Linked DNA regions of Homo sapiens: region 2 is linked to region 1. A link is a contact called in ENCODE Hi-C data. All regions are on one chromosome and are shown on one strand. Each heading gives the region's core, a stretch centred on a gene start or an enhancer-like site at or near the end of the contact. The rest is flanking DNA. Distances are from core to core; before and after follow the strand shown.

Region 1 (3,490 bases), core at 445-2,944:
AGGCAGCTAGACTAAGAAGCATGGGTCTTTCCCCTTCCTGCCTGGAAAAGTATACAGCATGTATAGTTTACCCCTTGGACAGAGCTAGTCCCAAGAAAATTCCTAAAGCTGGAAAAGCTGGCTACTGAACACCTAATACTCAGTTTCTCTTTTCTAAAATTCCTCCTGCTCTTAGAAACTCCCCTATTGCCCAGATGTCATGCAACTAAATTATATTGCAACCATACAATGGAATACCGTGCAACCATTAAAAAAATATTGTGGAAAAATATTTAGCAGCATGCAAGTCATTCAGGTATTCCCCCAGGCCTCCAATTCTCAATCAGAGCATAAAATTTGTCAAATATTTTACTCTGGTCATTGTTTCCTGAGCATGTAAAACCACACCATTTCCTGCACCAAGTCAAGGTTTACGGTCTTAGTTCCAAGAACTAGTTTATAAGTAATAAACCAGACTATTTCCGGTTAGACTAGCAATAAGAAAATATACTATAATTGTTCTTTTTATTGAGAAGCAGTGACATGGATGTTTATCCATCCTAACATTCTCAAAGATGCAAACTTCTCACTGGAATTTAAAAGACATCCTTTTTGAGTAACCATTAGTTAATACTATTGTTTTTCGAATAAGATATAAACCCTAGTCCATCAGTTCATGGCTAGGGGATTTTGAACATGTAACTTAATCTCTTTAAGGCTCAGTTACTGTATTGACAAAATGCAACTACAATAGTATTTATCTCATGTGGTTAATTGAAAAAGTAAACAAAATAGTATGTACACAACTTATATAGTTCCTAGTAGTCAGTAGATTCTCAATAGATGTCAGCTATTATGCAAACTGCAGGACCTCAGTTTTATCCTCCAGCCTGTATTTAAGAAGGGAGTTGAGAGAGTCTCATCCTCATGGATAAGAGCAAATCACAGACTTCACCAGAGTTTCTAGTCTGTCTTATGAGGGAGTCAGGAATTAAAGAACAGCTTTGTATGATTCTCTGTTTTGTTTTTGACCCAGTCTCTCTCCCCTGTGAAAAGCAGCAAGAGAGGTTTCACTTCTCTATGAGACATAGCAGGGAAGCAGGACCTTGCTCTGGAACCAGTCTTAGGGAACTGTTAAGTTTAAAGCGTACCAAGGGACAAAGCAAGGAGAATGGCCTAAAAGGAGAGAGAAGCCAGCTGAGACCATAGGGCCTTGGCAGTGGCAAAAAATAAGGGCAATTTGGGAAGACAAAGATGGGCCTAAGAAATTGTCTTGGGAATGAGCAATAGGAGGCCTAGGTAGGATTCCTGTTATACAACAACTCTTTCCCATCAGGAAGCCAAAACTACTCTTGGACTTGGTAATTCCCCTGTCCATATGACACCTTAGCCAAAAGGGTAAATCTAATTCCAGTAAATGAAAGTATTTAGAGTCCTCACAGTGAGGAAAACTGTCTGCAGGCACTGGTGCAGAAATGTCGATGAGTGAGAAACTCCAATATGTTTGTTTTGAGAGAAAGAGACAGAGACACCCACAACCACTGTAAGTCAGAACGTGATCCCTGTGCTAGCAGAGGTACAATGTGCTGTGGGGCATGGGGGAGGTAGCTCCAGTGTACTTACTAAGAAGCGTGAGCATGTGTAAGAGTGGGAGGTGGAGAGGGAGGGGCAAGAATCAACATGAGATTTACAACAAGAACATCTCTTTTCCGGGACTGCTGACATATCCTGGGCTTTCTGCCAGCTCTGACCACCACCTGTTCAAAAACCAGAATGAAAAGCATTCCCCTTCCTCAGATTCATGTTGACTTGCTCTTCCTTCCCATTATAGTTTGCCTCCCTTTGCACTTTCCAAGAAATTATAACCCTGGGCTCAAGTGAAAATGAGGATCATCTGATTTCAGCTTGTTAACAAGGAATATTGGAGAGTCTGAATGGTGACGACCATCCATGGCCTGTTGATATATAGTGTGTGCCTTTCTGCCCTGCCTTGTTTGCTGGTCTGAGATTTTGCACCCTCTGTGAGTGGCTAGAGAATTAGGTTACTTCCTAACTGCTTTCAGGCTCACCGTTTCCCTCAAAAATCCTACATTCCAATTCTTGAGGTCAGACTTCTTTGGGGCTACAAGGTAAAGGCACTGGCCTTGTTTTCCTAGTTCCTCTCGGTGTGATGTTAGATGTTTAATTTGAGATCTTTCTAACTTTTTGAAGTACGCATTTAGCACTATAAACTTTCTTCTTAACACTGCTTTTGCTGCATCCCAGAGATTTTGGTATGATGTGTCTCTGTTTTCACTTATTGCAAAGAATTTTTTTTATTTCTGCATTAATTTTGTTGTTTACCCAAAAGTCATTTAGGAGCAAGGTATTTAATTTTCATGAATTGTGTTGTTCAAGAGATCTTTTTGGTATTGATTTTTGTTTTTATTCCACTGTGGTCTGAGATTATGGTCAGTATAACTTTGATTTTTTTTTAATTTATTGAGGCGTGTTTTATGGCCAAGCATGTGGTTGATCTTGGAGTATGTTCTGTGTCTGTGTGCAGATGAGAAGAATGCGTATTCTGTGGGTGCTGGATGAAGTATTCTATAGGTGTCTATTAGGTCCAATTGGTCAAGTGTCAAGTTTAAGTCCAGAATTTCTTTGTTAGTTTTCTGCTCAGTGATCTTTCTAACACTATCAGTGGGGTGTTGAAGTCCCCCACTATTATTGTGTAGCTGTCTAAGTCCTTTCATAGGTCTAGAAGTAGTTATTTTATGAGTTTGGGTGCTCCAATATTGGATGCATATATATTTAGGATAGCTAAGTCTTCCTGTTGAATTGGAAACTTTATCATTATGTAATGCCCTTTTTTGTCCTTTTTTACTGTTATTCGTTTAAAGCCTGTTTTATCTGACATAAGAATAGCAACCCCTGCTCTTTTTTGTTTTTCATTTGCATGATAGGTCTTTCTCTGACCCTTTACTTTGAGCCTATGGGTCATTACATGAAAAGTCAAAAACAATAGATGCTGTCAAGGCTGTGGAGAGAAGGCGATGCTTATATACTGTTGGTGGGAACGTAAATTAGTTCAGCCATTGTAGAAAGCAGTTTGGAGATTTCTCAAAGAACTTAACCATTCAACCCAGCAATTCCATTACTGGGTATACATCCAAAAGAAAATAAATAGGACACATGTACTTGCATGTTCATTGCAGCACTAAATGCACCATGTCTTTTGCAGCAACTTGGATGTGGCTGGAAGCCATTATCTTAAGCAAATTAACTCAGGAACAGAAAACCAAATACTACATGTTCTCACTTATATGTGGGAGCTAAACATTGGACATAAAGATGGCCACAATAGACACTGGAGAGTACTAGAGAGAGGAGGAAATGGGGAATAAGGTTTGAAAAACTAACCACTGGGTTCTGTCTCACTTGTCTGAGTGACAGGATTAACCATACCTCAAACCTCCGCATCACACACTATACCTGATATGGTATATCTATATACATATACCCACCCAAA
Region 2 (3,490 bases), core at 495-2,994, 1.2 Mb before region 1:
TTGTTCTTAAATATATTATTTAAGAAATATTCAATTGAACAAGCACTTATTGAGAAATGAATAAATGCTTATTCAATTGACTATTTGCATTCAATTGCTCTAACAGGCATTGTCCTTCAGAAATGTGGGAAAGATAGGGAGCATGAATTCTACCTACAGCTTCCCCAAGGAGGCAAGTATTTTTCAGTTTGGTCTTGAAGCTCAAATTTCTTCTACTGGAGAAATAGCACAGTGGGAGGAGATGCAGACATGTGAAAGTTGATGGCCCACCTGGCAGAAATGAAGATGGAAAAATATTTCTCAGTATCTAGGGTTTAGTGACTTGCTCTGGAATTTTAGGAAGGAGAGTTTAAGTAAAATAAACTATGAAAGGAGGACTTTGGTGACATATTCAGTACCCAGCTGGACAACTGAGCTTCCTTTAAAATGCTAGAAATGAAGTGAGATGATTTCTGAAGGGATTGGATGCTGGTTTGGGCAACCATCCTACCAATCACAAACTTAGTATGGGCCATTGCTTAGAATGCAAAGGAAAAAGTGGGGAAAAATGAGGCACCAGAAGCCAGATCATAAACTAATGTATAAGCCATGTGATATGGGCTTTATCTTGAGGTCTTTTGGGATATCACTAAAGGGGTTTAAACAGTGAGTAGCCTTACCTCTGGCATCTTATAAGGTCACCCTGCAGAGCAGTATGGCAAGTGTGGGAGACAGGTGAGCCTGGATTCAAAGAGACTTGTTTTGGAGGCATTTGCAGTTATTAGATTAAAACCGATGGCGCCTGTCTAGGGAACTAGTAGTAAGAATGGGTTCATGAAATAAGAGGAGGTGATATTAACTGAATGTGTCTGTTAATTGGCTAAAAGTGAGAGAGAAGAATCAAATTATCATCTTTCTCACCTGGAAACTGGCGGATGGTAGTCCTGTTTACTTCTGAGAAGGGAACATAAAAGAATGAGAGGTTTTGGAGGTAAAGATCATGGGTTCAGTTTTGTACTGAGCTTTGGGTGTATGCACATCATTCACTGTGGCTCATTGGACCTATCCAAAGCACAGAGGCTATGGCAGGAGAAGTGGATTTGGGTCCCTCACATTTCAGGAGGTAACTGCCATCTCAGGAGTGGGTACTATCATCCAGGGAGGGTGTGAGTGCTTTAAGAATGGAAGAGGACCTGGGAGAGAGTATGGGAGCCAGAGGAACATCATTATCTAATAAGTCACCTAAGGGAAAGAGAAATGAAAAGATGTTGCCAGGCAGGGAGAAGGAAGAGGAGAAAGAGTGTGGGGTAATGAATGCCAAGGAAACAAAGAAAGGGGAACGGTTTCAAACATTGCCAAGAGAACCAGTAAGTATCCCCTGGATGCAACAAGGGTGTCAGTGGGGAGACTATTTGCAGTGCAGACATCAAGACAGAGGTCAGACGGCCAAGCATTGAGCATTACTGAGGATGAGAAAGTAGAGACAGAACAAGCAGTCATCTCTTTTAAAATGTTTGGCTGTGAAGGAGAAGTGGGGCAGGGGTAACTGGATGAGGATGTACGATCAGTGGAGGTTCTTTTTATTCTTTTTAATTACTCTGTCTTCTCTTTACTAGTGCAAATGGAGTCTAGTGAGGAAAGGCTTCTTTCTCTGGGCTGGTCTCCCTATGTCTGTGGCAGGAAACCCACAGATGTGAAGATTTCTTTCAAACTCGCACCTACTGAGTGAAAGTATTTTCTGGCACAATCTACCCAGAGCTGTTTTCTGGCTACCGGAACCACCTGTTTTAATTGCCACTAGATGGAAGCAGATCAACTAGATTTTTTTTTTTTAAGATGTCCTTGAGGCACAGGAGGAGAGACTGGCTGGAAGAATATTAGCAAAAAGCTAATTACCATGCTAAGCAAATTGCTATATTAAGTTTAATGGTTCACTGATTTTTTATAATCAGTCAATTAATAGTTGTTTATTGAACATTTTTGTGTTGGAAACTGCTAAGCTTTCTTGAGACAGCAAGAGGAGTCAGCCTGGTCCCTGATTTCAGGAAAATTATTACCTAGCTGGGGAGTTAAGACAGGAATATAGAAAGAAAAAAATCAGAAAAATACAAGGCAGAGCATGGTAATGGCCAATGGGTGCTATATTTAAGAAGGAAAAGGTCATTTGGCTTGGTGGTTATAGAAAATGTTATAAAGAAGGTTGCTTATGAAGAATAGATAGGATTTAGGTATATGGAGAAAAGCAGGAAAGGAAGGCAGTCTGTAGGAAGGAAATTGTGTAAGCAGTGGTATGGTAGTGAGACTATGAAAGCATTTTTCAGGGGCCACTGAGCAGAACTTTCTTGAGCCCATGGCTTATTGAGGAGTTGTGGAGTTGAAGTTGGAAAGGAAGGCTGGCCCCAATAACATAAGTCTTGAATGCTTCACCAGATGGTCTAGAAAGGCCTAGCAAAGAAGAATTATTTGCCCAGCTCTCATTTATTGACCAAGGCTGTATTAATTCATAAGAATCACAGAATTCTAGGTCTGAATATGATCTTGGTGGATATCACATTCAAACTCTTTTTGTAGTTGAACTAATTAAGTAAGTTTTCTATAGGCCTTGAGCAAGTGACAGAGTTAGTTACAATAATCATAAACCTTTATCAAATATTAATTCCATGTTGTATACTGTTATGAATGGTTTACATGTCTTAAATCATGAAATATGCCTTTAAGTCTGTGGGAGAAGGGTCTATGAACATCTTCATTACTGATAAAGAAACAGGCACAGAGAAATAAAATAGCCTGAGGTCACAATAAATGGCAATGCTGAGATCCATACTCATTTGGATCCAGGAATCATGCTCTTAACGCGTATGCTTTTAGAACTCAAGACCCTTGACTACCAGCTTAGAGTGGCAAGTCCCAGGCACCCTCCTTTTCCAGTAACGTGGTTTTTTTTTTCACACTGAAACCATTGTGTGACGGCACTGAGGAAGGGTGGGGTAGAAGTATGGTGTGTTTTTAGAACAAGTCAAAGGTAAAATGAATACTATCACACTAAACACCATGAGCCTTTTTTTTTTTTTTTAAGTTCTTGGGTGAATTTTCATAGTAGTTTGTGTTCATTTCTATTAGCTTTTGAATGGTGAATGAATGACTCCTTGGGCATTTGTGGTTTCATTTCTTGCTGGGTTATTTTGACTCTTCTGCAAAATGACTCTGTTTATCACCTCATTTGGTTTCTACTGTCTAAATTCTGGCAGGATAGAAGCTACACCCAAGATACACAGGAAGATATGATGCCAACCTCAGAGGAGGGCATATGTGAAATTTTGTTTTCAGAAACATTTTTTTGTCTCTATTTTGGCAAGCACATTTGCAGCTGCTGAACTGTGGTTTACCCTGACAGTTCATCATGAGACCAGCTCCTCAGAATCTGGTTCTCCCTTTGAAAGGTGCTGTGAAGACATACCATATTTCATTCTCTCCTTGTCCTTTCCAAGAATAAGACAGTTGTGTCACACAA

The links. A loop is a pair of places that touch in the nucleus more often than their neighbours do. Pooled maps may share reads with other maps.
Region 2: a map with no recorded cell type shows a loop between it and region 1 (5-fold over the local background). The contact joins two enhancer-like sites. A Hi-C loop is called at or near these places in 7 of 37 single-sample maps with no recorded cell type and 5 of 50 pooled maps.

Annotation. Positions count from the first base shown.
Region 1 is chr1:168,464,540-168,468,029 of GRCh38, reverse strand. All of the region lies in intron 3 of LOC125312414 (a long non-coding RNA gene), which reads left to right. The region is part of intron 4 of LOC101928565 (a long non-coding RNA gene); the gene reads left to right. Among named protein-coding and RNA genes, the nearest start is that of XCL2, 78 kb to the left of the region's middle. Within about 2 kb of position 1,694, at least 8 of the 41 ENCODE cell types and tissues checked have a DNase peak (open chromatin) inside an H3K27ac peak, as active enhancers do.
Region 2 is chr1:169,692,730-169,696,219 of GRCh38, reverse strand. The region is part of intron 8 of SELL (selectin L); the gene reads left to right. Among named protein-coding and RNA genes, the nearest start is that of SELL, 17 kb to the left of the region's middle. Within about 2 kb of position 1,744, at least 6 of the 41 ENCODE cell types and tissues checked have a DNase peak (open chromatin) inside an H3K27ac peak, as active enhancers do.